2 separate regions of the Homo sapiens genome follow, and region 2 is linked to region 1. Evidence: chromatin contacts called from ENCODE Hi-C or POLR2A ChIA-PET data. All regions are on one chromosome and are shown on one strand. Each heading gives the region's core, a stretch centred on a gene start or an enhancer-like site at or near the end of the contact. The rest is flanking DNA. Distances are from core to core; before and after follow the strand shown.

Region 1 (6,829 bases), core at 2,984-5,483:
TGAATCATGAAGGAAGGGCCCCTTGCAGGAGACACTGCAGCTCTCATTTGGGGCCAAGAAAGGAGTGGAGACTCTTCTAGATAGCATGAGTCCATTAAGCCCCTTTCTGATCGATGTTAGTTTTCTAGGGCTGCCATCGCAAAGTATCACAAACTGGGTGGCTGAAAACCACAGTTTATTGTCTCACAATTTTGAAGGCTACAAGTTAAAAATCAAGGTGTCAGCAAGGTCATGCTCCCTCTGAAACCTGTAGGGGAGAATCCTCCTTGGCTGCCTCCTAGCTTCTGGTGGTTGCTGGCAAACCTTGGCGTTCCTTGGCTTGTAGGTACATCACTCCAGTCTCCGCCTCCATCATCACATGGCCGTCTTCTCCCTGTGTATCTCTTCTCTTCTTATAAGGATACTAGTCATATTGAACTAAGTGTGCACATAAGGTTATATTCTGAGGAATTTGGGGCTAGGAATTCAATATATATTTTAGGGGGACATAATTCAACCATGCACCCTTCTAGGTAAACTTCTACCCATACCTAATTGAGTTCTTGCTATATGAGGCAGTGAGTTTGTCTATTTGGGGTTGCTTTTCAAAGCCAGTCTTTATGTTTGTTGAAAAATGATTCTATCTTCAAGAAATTGTATGGGATGAAGGAGGAGCTGGATGTTCCTGGAGCAGCAGCCAAAGGATGTGGTCCCCCAGATCAGAGCTTCTCAAATGTAGTAGGCACACAAATCCCTGAAGATCTTGTTAGAAAGCAGATTCTGATGCAGTAGGTCTAAGGTGAGACCTGAGATTCTGTCTTTCTGATGAGCTCCCAGGTGATGCTGATGCTGCTGGTTCCTGGAGTAGCAAGGGTCTAGATCTAGAATAGATGGTGGTCACATCTGTTTATGCAGAACAACTAAAATGTATCATTCTTGGGAAGTTTCAAAACTTCAGCTGTATACTAGCCAGAAAAATTCCCAGTAAACTAAGTCAAAATATCCCAAAATGGGAAAGAGCAATTCAATTATTTTTTTTCATGTGAGAATGAAGTCAGAAACATCTGTGTACATTCATCTGGATGGATACAGTGATTTCTAACTTCTGGACCACGCTGAATATTTGAGACGTGCATGTCAGAAAGATTGTTAGGAAGAGACCGACTTCAAGATTTAGGGCAACCAAGCAACTTTTACCTCGGTGTGCTAGGAAAACATCATTTGGAGAAGCTTCAGGCCAGTGTTGACAGGGACTGACTACCTCCTTCTTTGAGAAGTCAAACAGCCAGATTTCTTTGGGTTCAAATCCTGTTGGGGTCTCAGTCTCAGGGCCCACCCAGATGATCTCTGAAGACTGCAGCTGTGGCTTTGCTCCCACCCACACCCATAACCCTCCTTGCTTGCCACTTCCCTTAGCCCCTCAATGATTCCCAGATGCTCCCCATCCATGCTAGTCAGAGGCTGGACCAGCATGTAGAAGGACCAGGTGGCGGAGCCAGGGTGTATCCCTTGGAGGGTCCAGCCTCTGGATGAACTTCTGCAGAGCAGGTTCCAGAGAAGAGAAATCCTTTTGTGATGTCAGAGGCTGGCAATTTGGTTTTCCAAGTTCAAGAATGACCTGATTATTTCCAGCTCGAAAACACCCATGCACTATTGGATATCTTACAATACTTAGTTGGAAGTTTCTAGGAAGATAGTTGTCTGAGTGTTTGGCACGTTGCATCTTTTGGGTCAGAATGTTAGTTTGTTTCCATGGTCAGTACTGTGACTATAGGATTTGTAATGAAATCCAACTGTGTCAGACTACAAATCCCTGTAATGTCTTCTCATAGTTGAAAGAATGGGGAGAAAGAGAACAGCACAGAGAGTTTTGGTTACCTATTGCTGTGGAACAAACTACCCTAAAACTTAGTGGTTTAAAGCAACTACTATTTTAGCTGCTCATGATTTTGTAGGTCAAGTATCTGGAGAGGCACGGTGAGGGTGGCTTGCCTCTGCTTCACAATGTCTGGGTCCTTGGCTTCGGTGGCTTGAATGGTTGGGAATTGGTTGAGATGGCTCACTTGGGGTCATATGCTCGGGTCTCAGTTCTTTGCCATGTGACTTCTTTATGTGGCTAGCTGGGCCTTACCATGGTGGTCTCAGGATATTTAGGCTTCTTATAATCAGACAGTGGAAGCTTCCAGGTTTCTCTGAGGCTTGGCGCTCAAAGGCTTGGCTCAGAGCAAGCACATTGTCATTTCTGTCATATTCTATGGGTCAAAGCAAGTCACAGGGCATGCCCAGATTCAAGGGGAGGGAAAATAGACTCCAGCTTTTGATGGGAGGAGTGGCAAAGAATTGGTGGACACTTTTAAGCTACACAGAGACAGAAGTGGAAAGAAACATTTTTGTTCATGTTCTATCCAGGTTCTGATCAGATTAGTTCAGCTCAAGCAGTCAACAGAGTCCCCTGTGATTCCCGGCCTCAGATTTCTAGTGGCCAATTTTTAACTTTAGGGTAGAGTCAGCAAGTGGCCTTTGAACCTTCAGCTACACACACTCACTTGGTCTTTTCATTTTTATTTTTCAAAACTTCCCTTTTGCTTTTCTGCCTTCCAATAGCAAGTCCTTTCTAGATGAAGGCTTTGTTCAAAAAAATTCTTTTATTATGTATTTTTGTTGTTTTATAAAAATCATCTAAGCAATACATAAATACCTTTTCATTTGCAAAATTATGATGATGTGGCAGTACACATAGTAAAATGTAAAAGTGCCTCTTCACTTTGTCTGTCCATCTACTCACCTTCCCAGAAGCAACAACTGCAGTTTCTTGTCTCCCTTTATACCTTTCTCTATACATATATATTCAAGTACATGTACATATGCTCATACACAGCCTTTTTTCTTAAATAAGATCTACACTGAATTATTCTGCAAGTTACTTTTTCCATGTACTACTATGTCATGGTGATTGTTCTGTATTAATATAGCCATGCACTTCTTTCTTTTAAATGGCTTCATATTATTCTATTGAATTGATATGGTATAATTTATGTAATGACTCCCCTGAGAATGGACCTTTAATTGTAATTTTTTTAAAAAAATGGCAATCGAAGTATTTTTGCATCTCTATGTTTTTGTACATGTGCATATATTTCTATACTTCTATGCGATAGATGCCTGGAGGTGTAATAGCTGGGTCAGATAGCATGGGCATTTTCACTTTCAATAGATACAGACAATTGATCCTCAAAATCTGGAATACCAAATAATACTCCTCCAATCCATTCTCTCAACAGTGAGAAATGTCACCCTTGACAACAGTGAGTATTACTAATATTTTCAATTCTTCCAGGTTGATTGATGAGTAAATATATCTCACCATTGCACTTCTTTCCTGTAATTATTGGTTATTTATATTTTTACTCTGAAATATCCTCTGTCATTTGCGAAGTTAAATAGTATGCTCTTTTTATTTTTGCTAAATATTTATGGGAGCTTTTTATGTATTAATCCTTTGTTAATTCCTAAAATGAAATTCCCAGGTGTGAAATTGCTGGGCTAAGGGAAGGCTTTTGACATTTCCTAGTTGAGTTTTAGGGAACCTTCTCAAGTCTTCCTTCAGATTACACTCTTGAAAGGGGGTAATCCCATCTCATTGAAGAGTTGAGTCTCATTTCTTGACAGTATACAAGCTTTCTGTATCAAAGAAATAAAGCTGTGAACTGTACACTACTATATTCTAAGGCTGTTGAGGGCCAACTGTGATTAGCTACTTTGCAAATAATTGGCAAACTTCTTGAATGTAGCTGAGCTGATGGGGGCTCATTAGTCACTACCAGAGCCAAGGAAGATCTTTCATTCAACGGTAGTATAATTTTTCTTGTTCCTGAAGATTTATGAGGAGAATCTAGACTCTGGTTAGTTGCTGAGCTATTTTTTTTGAATACCTACTATGATCTAGGCACTGTTGTAGGCCCTGTTGCTTATTCTTATGATCTAGAATCTCCAAGGAAGAGGTCAATTTCTGAATATGGCAGTACAGTTTGAAAAGGCCATTTGCAGTTCCAGATTTTTCTTTTTCTTTTTTGGTGATTTGAATTTTATGTTTTGTGAGGCTGAGTTACAGAACTGTATCATTTAGCCACTAAATTTAGCTGACCACTTAGCCTCTGAACCTCAACATGGTTCCTGTGTTCTCTATTCACGTCAGGTACAAAGCAGTTAAAAATGTTTCTTTGTTAGACACAGCCATAAGTGAAAGAGAAAACACTGGTAGAAGTTGAAAAGGCAGATAACTTGTGGTGTGTGGACATGCACAGGAAATAAGCTACTCTTAAAGGAAATATGATTTAGGAGATAGCCAGGAGCTTGCACAAACATTTGTTATTTGAGAGTTTAGAAATTTGCAAAGGTTGCAGGCTATACCTTAGCAGTCTTCTGCACATAATACAGTTTAAACACATTTCATTAAAAAGTGGTGCTACAGAAACAATTGTGGTTAATTTGTGTTTCAGTTATTTGAAGACTTTAAAATCCAGAACACTAAATTGTGTGCCATGAGTGACTGAAGAGTTGTAACTCTGGGAGGTGATTTTCATTGTTGTTTGTTCGTTGGATAGACTAGTGACCAGTTGAAACCTTTGAAGCAAATGTGGGTACTTTGCACATGCATAGCATGGGTGTGTTGGCTGTCGGTGCTCTCATTAATTAGAGGATCACAGCTAATCGTAGTGTGATGCAGGCACATTGGATTTAAAGTATGAAGATTTTATTTGAGTCCTAGCTCTCTTCCTAATTGACTCTGTCAGCTTTGGGAAGTCACCTAATCTCAGTGCTCCATTTTCTTGTCTGCACAACTAAATATGCTGGTCACAGAATTTTGTAAAAACAACCTTTAGATGGGACCCCAACAACCTTTGGAAGGGAAGGTAGTTCACAAACATAAAAAGGCTCTTTCGGCTGGGTGCGGTGGCTCACGCCTGTAATCCTAACACTTTGGGAGGCCGAGACAGGTGGATCAGCTGAGGTCAGGAGTTCGAGACCAGCCTGGCCAACATGGTGAAACCCCATCTCTACTAAAAATACAAAAAATTAGCCAGGTGTGGTGGTGGGCACCTGTAATCCCAGCTACTTGGGAGGTTGAGGCAGGAGAATCGCTTGAACCCAGGAGGTGGAGGTTGCAGTGAGCCAAGACCGCGCCATTGCACTCCAGCCTGGGCAACAAGAGGGATACTCTGTCTCAAAAAAAAAAAAAAAAAAAAAAAAAAAGCTCTTTCAATGTGAGTTTATTATTTTGTCATAATAAAAAGAGGGGAATTGTATGCATGCATGCATTTATTCATCCATTTTTCCATTAACAGTTTCTGATTACCTGCCATGAGCCAGGCATTGTGCTAAGTGCTGGAATAACAAAATAAACAAGACCTGGTTTCTGCCTAGTAGGAGTTTACAGGCCAGTGGAGATGGTTGTCAAGATAATGTCTAGTCCAGTCAGTGCTGTGCTGGAGCTGGCTCATTCAGGCTTACAAGAGCTGACTGTTAAATTTTTAGAAATTCTGTCAGTGGGTTGTTAAACATGGCCATTACTAAAAATTAAGTTATACGGTAGTTGACTCCTATTATTTGTGGATTCCATATTTGTGAATTCACTTACTCACTAAAATTTATTCGTAACCCCCAAATCAATACTTGTGGTCATCTGTGGACATGTGCGTGTGCAGAGTTGCGAAAAATTTGAGTTGCCCGACGTGCACGTTCCCAGCTGAGGTTGAACAAGGGCTTCTTGTTTCAGCTTTCATACTATAAACAAGCGTCCTTTTCGTGGTATATTTAGTGCCAGGTTTTTCACATTTTTCTGCTTTTTGAGGGTGATTTCACTGTTTAAAATGGCCTCCAATTACAGTGCTGAAGTGCTGTCTAATGTTCCCAAGCACAAGAAGGCTGTGATGTGCTTTATGGGGAAAACATACGTGTTAGAGGAGCTTCATTCAGGCATAAGCTGCAGTGCTGTGGGCCATGATTTTGGTGTTAATGAATCGGCAATAAGACATCTTAAATAGAAACACATATAAAATATAGTTGGTTGACGAAAATGCTTTGACCAGAGGTTCACAGGAACCCAACTCTGTATGTCTTCTAGAAATGTTGATTTGATATTTGCTGATTTAGTGTTTGCAGCAACTTTGTAGAACAAAAGTACCATGAATAATGAGAATTGACTGTATAAACTTACAATAAAATAAATTATATTATACGAAAGGTAATAAATACTAAAAACTCTTCACTTCCTAATTATTTTGCTACATACTACTATTATCCATGATCTTGAGATTATTTCTATTTTATCTGTAGGGTAGAAATACTATATAATGGGGGGTGCTACTGTGCATTTCTTCCCAAACCCCCATGTTCAGTGACATCAAATCAGTAGTTTGACATTGGCCAAGGTGGGAGTATTTTACATCATGGAAATGGGTAATGGCTACAAATCAAGGCTTTTTCTCCCAGCTCCCACCCAGTTGTTAAACATTTACCAGTACACAACTGCCTTCAGTTTTTTTTTTTTTTTTTTTCAGACAACTGTCCTTTGGCTCTTGGAGCCAACTTTCACGCACTAGGAGAAAACCTAAAGTTATAGGGAGTTTATCTCCTTGTACGTCCACCTCAGGTCCATTAGCCAATGACTGACTGGTGTTCTCATGCCTCAGGGTGGGATTCACACTTCAGAGCATTCCTTGGGATCCAGATGAGTTGTGAGCCCCAAATGCTTGAGATCATACCCTTGTTTGGCTTCCTCCTCTTCCCTGCCTTGCTGTTTTCTTATTCTTACTGGTTTCTCCTGGGAGCTCTTCCTTGATAAATCACT
Region 2 (6,829 bases), core at 1,188-3,687, 170 kb before region 1:
ACAGGACGGCGAGAGCTTTGGGGGGAAGGCCTGGGCGTCCGGGGTGCGTCCCAAGAGGACTCGACCCTGTGTTCACTGCGCCAGGAGCCGCTGCGCGCTAAGTGCGCCCGGGCAGAAATGTGTAAAAGTCGCAGGGCTGAGTGGAAAGCTACTGCAGCCCCTGGCTAGTCGCCCAGCGAGGGGAAGAGAAAAAGCAAAGGGAGATCTCCGAGCCGGCCTGTCCCTTCAAACCCTCAGGCCGTGGCCCAGGCATCCCGGTCTTCCCACGCCCAGCGACCACGGCGCGTCCGCTGCTGCGCTCCCAGCGCACGCCTATTAACAGCTTCCTTTCATCCTCCCGGGACCCAGACACCTGGAGAACCCTCGCCTGCCTCCCTAAGCAGGTGTGAGGATGAGATTAGAGCCCCAAACCCAGCCGGCCAGGTCTGCGCGGGCGGTGCGAGGTTTCTCGCTGGGCCTGCGAGAGGCAGGTGTTGGGCTCTTTCTGCTGCCTTCGCCAGCGCGCCCCTTGGCACAGGCTCGAGGCCGGGGAACCTCGTGGCCATTTAGGGAGGCTCCAACTGTTTAGGGAGCCTGAGAAGGCGGCAGGAAGTCCTCGTTGCGCGCCTTCTCCCGAAGCTTTGGACTCAGGGGGACCGCTCAGGTTGGACAACATCTGGGCAGACTCAACGTGGTCTGGGGAAGAAGGCGAATGGGGCCACTTGGCTCTTGCCTTTGTCACTTCCCTTCACATGCTATATTCAGGTGTTGCAAATCCAACCTGGGCCCAAACTCAGCTAATTTGGCAGCACCTTCTCTGTGTAATTCCCGACGGTAAAACGTGCTTGCAGAAGTTTGGAGGATAAGGAGTTGTGTACTATTTTGCATTTATGTACAAAATGCTTTATTCATTTACATTGCAGAGTCACATGACCACTCCTTATAGCGAAAAGAAGTTCGTTAATTCGGTTGGCTTAAAGTAAATTAGCTCCCCCTACCCTTTGATCAATTATTTCAGTTAACATTCTTGCATTAGTAAAAACATACATAGTTGAAGAGAGACCGTTATGTGGCTAACACTGTTCAGTGCTAATTACCCCCACGCAAAGAATGAATATTTTAAAATAAAGCAAATTGTATGCCATTTTCAGTATCAACTTTTATTCATCTCTGTTAACCTTGAGAACCAGAGGAATAACTTTTAAAACAGAGTTACCTGATCTGTAAAAGTAATGTGAGCGGTGGTCACGTTTCAGTGAATTAAGCATTACATGAACTGTTAATAATGGGTTAAAGTGGCCGGGTGCGGTGGCTCACCCCTGTAATCCCAGCACTTTGGGAGGCCCAGGTGGGCGGATTACCTGAGCTCAGGAGTTCCAGACTAGCCTGGCCGACATGGTGAAACCCGGTCTCTACTAAAAATACAAAATTAGCCGGGAGTGCACACCCGTAATGCCAGCTACTCGGAAGACTGAGGCAGGAGAATCGCTTGAACCCGGGAGACGGAGGTTGCAGTGAGCCGAGATCGTGCCATTGCACTCCAGCCTGGGCGACAAGATCAAAATTCTGTCTCAAAAACAAACAAACAAACAAACAAACAAACCAGTTAAAGTACCACTACCACAGATGTCTTGCACAGAGGATCAATTTGATAAGTATTTATGAATTGATTGAATTTATTTAGAAGAACATTATTCTTCCTTTTGCCCCAAAAGCAAAGAAAATGATTTTTTGTTGTTAACAATAAACTTTTTCTCTTTTATTTCTTCTATTAAATCCAAGAGCAGTGCAACCACTCTCTTTGGTTAGGAGAATTTGGAAAAATCAAATGAGGCTGGAGGATTTTTCTTGAAGGTGGTAGCAAAAAGAGTTACTTGAACATAGAAGCTGATATTGCCCTAAGCAGGATTACTTTTCCCCTCTGTTTAACAAAGGAAAACTCTAAGTGTAGCTGTTCAAAGAATAGCTGCCTCAGATCGCCAGACCTGCATGGGTTAATACGGTGGTTAGTAGCCACACATGGCTACTGAGCACTTCAAATGAGGTTGGCTGGTCAAAGTTGAGATGTGCTGTAAATGTGAAGTTCTTTCTAGATTTCAGACTTAGTAAAAAAAAAAAAAAAAGAATATAAAGTATCTCATTAATAATTTTTTATATTCACAACATGTTGAAATGATATTTTTGATATATTGGGTTAAATAAAATATTTCATTAAAATTAATTTCACCTTTTAAAAACTTTTTAATGTGGCTACTATAAATGTATACTTACATATGTGGCTTTCGAGACTTTTATGTATTCCTACAAGTCATATAATGTTAAGTGATATCTTCAGATTCCAATGTCTTTTTGGCTTCCTTAGTGCAGAATCAGCAGAAAGGGCTGATTCAGTTACCTACTGATCCCCACCCTCCCCAACAAATCTCCCAGTCAGAACCAAAATATTGGAAAGTTCTTACTTGAAACTACAGTAGAGCGAAACAGCAAACCTCAGTAGAAAATCTGAAGGAGGTTTCCAAGAAATCATTCCTAATGTATGACGGGACAACTAGATTTAACCTCCTCTGCCCCCAACAATTTCCTGCTATAATTATAACCTTTGTATACAAGTTTAAATGGGCATTTATTTAACAAAATAACATTTGTTCAAAAAATAGAGTTACATCAGTCTGGAAAAGTTGCAAGATGACTAACTATGGCTCATGGCACAATCTCTACCTCATATACATCCAAAGTTCACAGCTCTGTACATATAGATTTGTCACTACTGTAGAAAATCCCAAAAGTGTAATCATCATCACCTCTAGGAAAAAGTTTTTTCCTTTCATCTGGATTATCCAAATTATATTATCCAAAGCATATTTATTTCGATTCATATTTATCCAAAGCCTATTTATTTTTTCACAAAAAAAGGAAAGGTAATAGCCAGAGACTATTTAACTTTCTTTTCAGAGAGAAAGAAAGGTAAGATTTAGGCTCAAATCTTATCTCATATAAGACAATAGTTTAACAAAATACATGGTTACATATGTTTCATGTGTGTGAATTTTGTTTTTTCCTTGAAATGTCTCCAATAAAAATTATTAAGGCTATTTTCCTGATTGACACAGATCTTAAAGAACAGGCATTTCTACATCAATTTGAACATTTTATTTGAGAAAATTCAAATTTTGGAAAATGTAAGGTTCTAGGTTCCCTTCCAGATACAAAGTTCAAAGATTTTAGAGTTGCATATGATGAAAGACAGTAAAATCTATAAAGGTGAAGACAATCTATAATACAAATACATGAAATGTTTAACATTCTTTCCAGTTAGGCAGGATGGGGTCATGATAAGAGCAGAGACAGGCCTGTGTCCAAACTTCAGGATTCTTTATCTTAGCTTCAGCTTTGCTTAGACCGGCATGTAGTTGCTGTTCAACAAATATTTGCAGAATAAACTTTGTTTTTCTCATCTGAAAATAGGAATAATAATACTTGCCTTGTATGATTGGTGGGAAGATTAAATGGAGGTAATGTCTGTAAAGCATTAAGCATGGTGCCTGCCACATAGGAAACATTCAATAAATGGAGGTATTGTTATCAGCTGCAGAAAGGGAGTACTCCTGCATACATAATGTAATTCAAATATCTCACTCTTGAAAGTTACCTCGTTCCATTTGCTGTGTGAGCATTTTATTGTAGTGTGATCTATTTCTTTAGGGCACTCTTGTATCACAAAAAATGATACTGTAAGTAACCTGTGAAATGCAAATAAAAGAATGTAGAGCAACTTACTCTTCTGTTTTTTGAGCTACATATGTTGAAATGCAAATGATTACAGGTCAATTGCCTCATAGGCTATGATCAAAATCTAGTTTATGTAATGCTCAAAATAAACTAACAAATATATGATTCAAAGTGAACATTACCTGACTCATACTTATGTAGGGAGAATGAGAGGAAGAGGGAACTATGAAGGAGAGGCCTGTGTCAGACATGCTTTAATGTCTTCTTCTTTTATTGGTTTCCGAAATGTTTAATCCTTAGAGGTGTCATTTTCTTCCAAGAGTCATTTGAAGGGAAAGAATTATGGGGCTTTGATACTTGACAAGGAACTGAGAAGCCATTCTGGAAGCTTTAATAAGCTACTGTTTTACTTTAGTTTTCATTTTGCTAGAACTGAAAAGACCCTCTAAATTTTCTTGTTTATAAACACTAATTCATGAGGGAGATAATACATTAAAATTTCATTTCAAACTGATGTTGAAAACAGTTGCTTTGACATTAAGCAAAAATCTCAGTATAAAGTATTCCTTCAGAGAATAAACGTTCCCATTTTGTAACTATCAATTTACTTTGGTTGGTTAGAACAGTGGTTCTCACATTTTTTTTTTTTCAGTCCACAAACCATTTTGAAGCAAAAACCCAAGGACCACCAGTTCCTACTCATCGCCATGAAAAAAAATTTTCAAACTTTATTGAACTCTTGCTTTAAAACATGGCTGTTATTGTGGTTATGTTTTTTAAAACTTTATATTTGTGCTTTTGAATGCAAATTTGAGTCTGCAACTGGAAAAGATACTTTTTTTAAAAAATTCTTTTTTAGTGACTTGTATTTAAGACCAGCCCGTAGCCAGACCTCAACTGGAAGTGTCTTTGCAGAACACTATGGAATTAAATGGAACTCTATTCTTTGACCACCAGCTGAATCCCAAATCTCCATGTTTGGAAACTCTGCAGCTTTAATCACAAAAATTGTGTGAGTGAGGCACTATCAAATCAGGTCCATTGCTGGAAAAACTGCTCATGGATTAATAATGCCATATTTGTAAGTAAAGTACATTTTCATTAAGCAACAGATCAATTATATTTCAGTAGCTTATTTTCAAGTCATGTTCTTGGTAACTAATAAAATAAGAATAAAAACCTGGGAAGGGGTTAAACATTAAGGAATTCCTTTTTTAAATAAGAAAACTGAATTGAAATAACTTACAATTGCCTAGAAAATAAGAGATGAATTCTATAGATTAAATGGCTTTATTAAAAATTTTAAGACTAATAAGACTGTATGCAAATAGTGAGTTCACGTTTAAGCAAGAATAAGCCAATTCGAAGTAGTATTGGCAGTTTTGGACACTTTACCAAAAGTTTTGAACACTTTTTATAATGATGGTGATGATGATAATAATAGCTAGACACTTACTGAGTACTTACTGTGGGTCAGGCATTGATGTAAGTGTTTCACATGTAATTTAATCATCATTGCAATGCTAAGAGTACTAAATATATATTAATAGCAGCTAACAGGGCTGGGTGCAGTGGCTCACTCCTGTAATTCTAGCAGTTAGGGAGGCCGAGGCGGGAGGATCACCTGCGGTCAGGAGTTCGAGACCAGCCTGGCCAACATGGAGAAACCCTGTCTCTACTAAAAATACAAAAATTAGCCGGGTGTGGTGGCATGCGCCTGTAGTCCCAGCTACTCGGGAGGCTGAGGCAGGAGAATCAGTTGAACCCAGGAGGTGAATGTTGCAGTGAGCTGAGATTGTGCCACTGCACTCCAGCGTGGGCAACAGAATGAGACTCTGTCTCAAAAACAAAAAACAAAACAAAACAAAACAAAAAACAAACAAAAAAAAGTAGCTAACAGCTGTTGAGTACTTGCAAACTGTTAAATGATTTACATATGTTATCTCATTTTATTTAAACAATAGGTACTGTTAGCAAAGGTTAGTGTTTCATTCTGATAAAGAATGAGTATTTCTTACTATAATGAGTTCTCCCAAAGATTTCAGGAAAATGCTTAGGAAAATGTACCACAAAATACAATTAAATAAGTATTTAAACGACTATGTTTATTAAATATATTCATATGCTGTATTGCTCTGTTAGTCTTTATTTTATTTTGCCTTGGTGGACACTGTAAGATTCTATGAAATTTCATTTTGAAAAAAAAAGAAAATAAGTTTCAGCTTCTCCAAAGAGCAATATAAAGCTTTTGAAAGGGTGTTAAAATAGATAATTTTCAAATGAAAATTTTTGTTTTCATAGTTTACCATGGGTCTTTAGACCACTGTTATGGGTTGAATTATGATTCTCCCAAAAAAGATACGTTGAAGGTCTAATCCTCAGTACTTCAGAATGTGACCTTATTTGGAAATAGGAGTGTTGCAGATGTAATTAGTTAAAATGAGGTCATACTTGAGTAGGGTGGGCCCCTAATCCATTAGGACTGGTCTCCTTATAAGAAGATAGCCATGTGAAGACAGAGACACAGGGAGAATGCCAGGTAATGACAGAAGATTGGAATGATGCATCTACAAGCCAATGAATGCCACAGATTGCTGACAAACCACCAGAAGCTAGGAAGTGGCAAGGAGCTAGGAAGAGGCAAGGAAGGATTCCACACAGAGTCTCTGAGAGAACATGGCCCTGACAACATCTTGATTTTAGACTTCTAGCCTCTAGAACTCTGAGACAATAAATTTCTGTTGTTTTCAGCCACCCAGTTTATGGTACTTTGTTATGGCAGCCCTTGGAAACTAATACAACGACTGGGAAGATTTTTGCTTATACACTTGCAAAGCATTTTTCACTTCTGAAAACACTACATCCACTATTAAGGATTTCCTAAAATAGTAGGCATATCTCTGTAAGCAATAGGGAAAAAAATAACAACAGAGAGGAATTTGGAATGTGTTTACAAATGGATTAGGAATAGAGCCTAGAATTTAATTTCTTCAGGTTAAACATTTAATGCTAACAAAATAATCCCTGATTCTTCTTTATAGATCTCCAGAATCCAGACAACTCTATATATGAGTAATTTCCCCCTAATATGTACTCACTATTATTTATTAGACTGAAGTGA

The links. Hi-C counts contacts between places; a loop is a spot of excess contacts on that map. ChIA-PET counts read pairs that join two places held with the same protein, here RNA polymerase II (POLR2A). Pooled maps may share reads with other maps.
Region 2: a loop to region 1 is called in a map of heart left ventricle, with 6 times the contacts of the local background. The contact joins two enhancer-like sites. A Hi-C loop is called at or near these places in 17 of 168 maps with a recorded cell type or tissue (CD14-positive monocyte, GM11168, IMR-90 and 11 more), 20 of 37 single-sample maps with no recorded cell type and 29 of 50 pooled maps. POLR2A ChIA-PET finds 5 or more read pairs at or near these places in 10 of 52 experiments (A549, CD4-positive, alpha-beta T cell, CD4-positive, alpha-beta memory T cell and 7 more).

What each region holds. Positions count from the first base shown.
Region 1 is chrX:20,433,643-20,440,471 of GRCh38, forward strand. No RefSeq gene overlaps it. Among named protein-coding and RNA genes, the nearest start is that of RPS6KA3, 170 kb to the left of the region's middle. Within about 2 kb of position 4,234, at least 2 of the 41 ENCODE cell types and tissues checked have a DNase peak (open chromatin) inside an H3K27ac peak, as active enhancers do.
Region 2 is chrX:20,268,079-20,274,907 of GRCh38, forward strand. No RefSeq gene overlaps it. Among named protein-coding and RNA genes, the nearest start is that of RPS6KA3, 4.6 kb to the left of the region's middle. Within about 2 kb of position 2,438, at least 3 of the 41 ENCODE cell types and tissues checked have a DNase peak (open chromatin) inside an H3K27ac peak, as active enhancers do.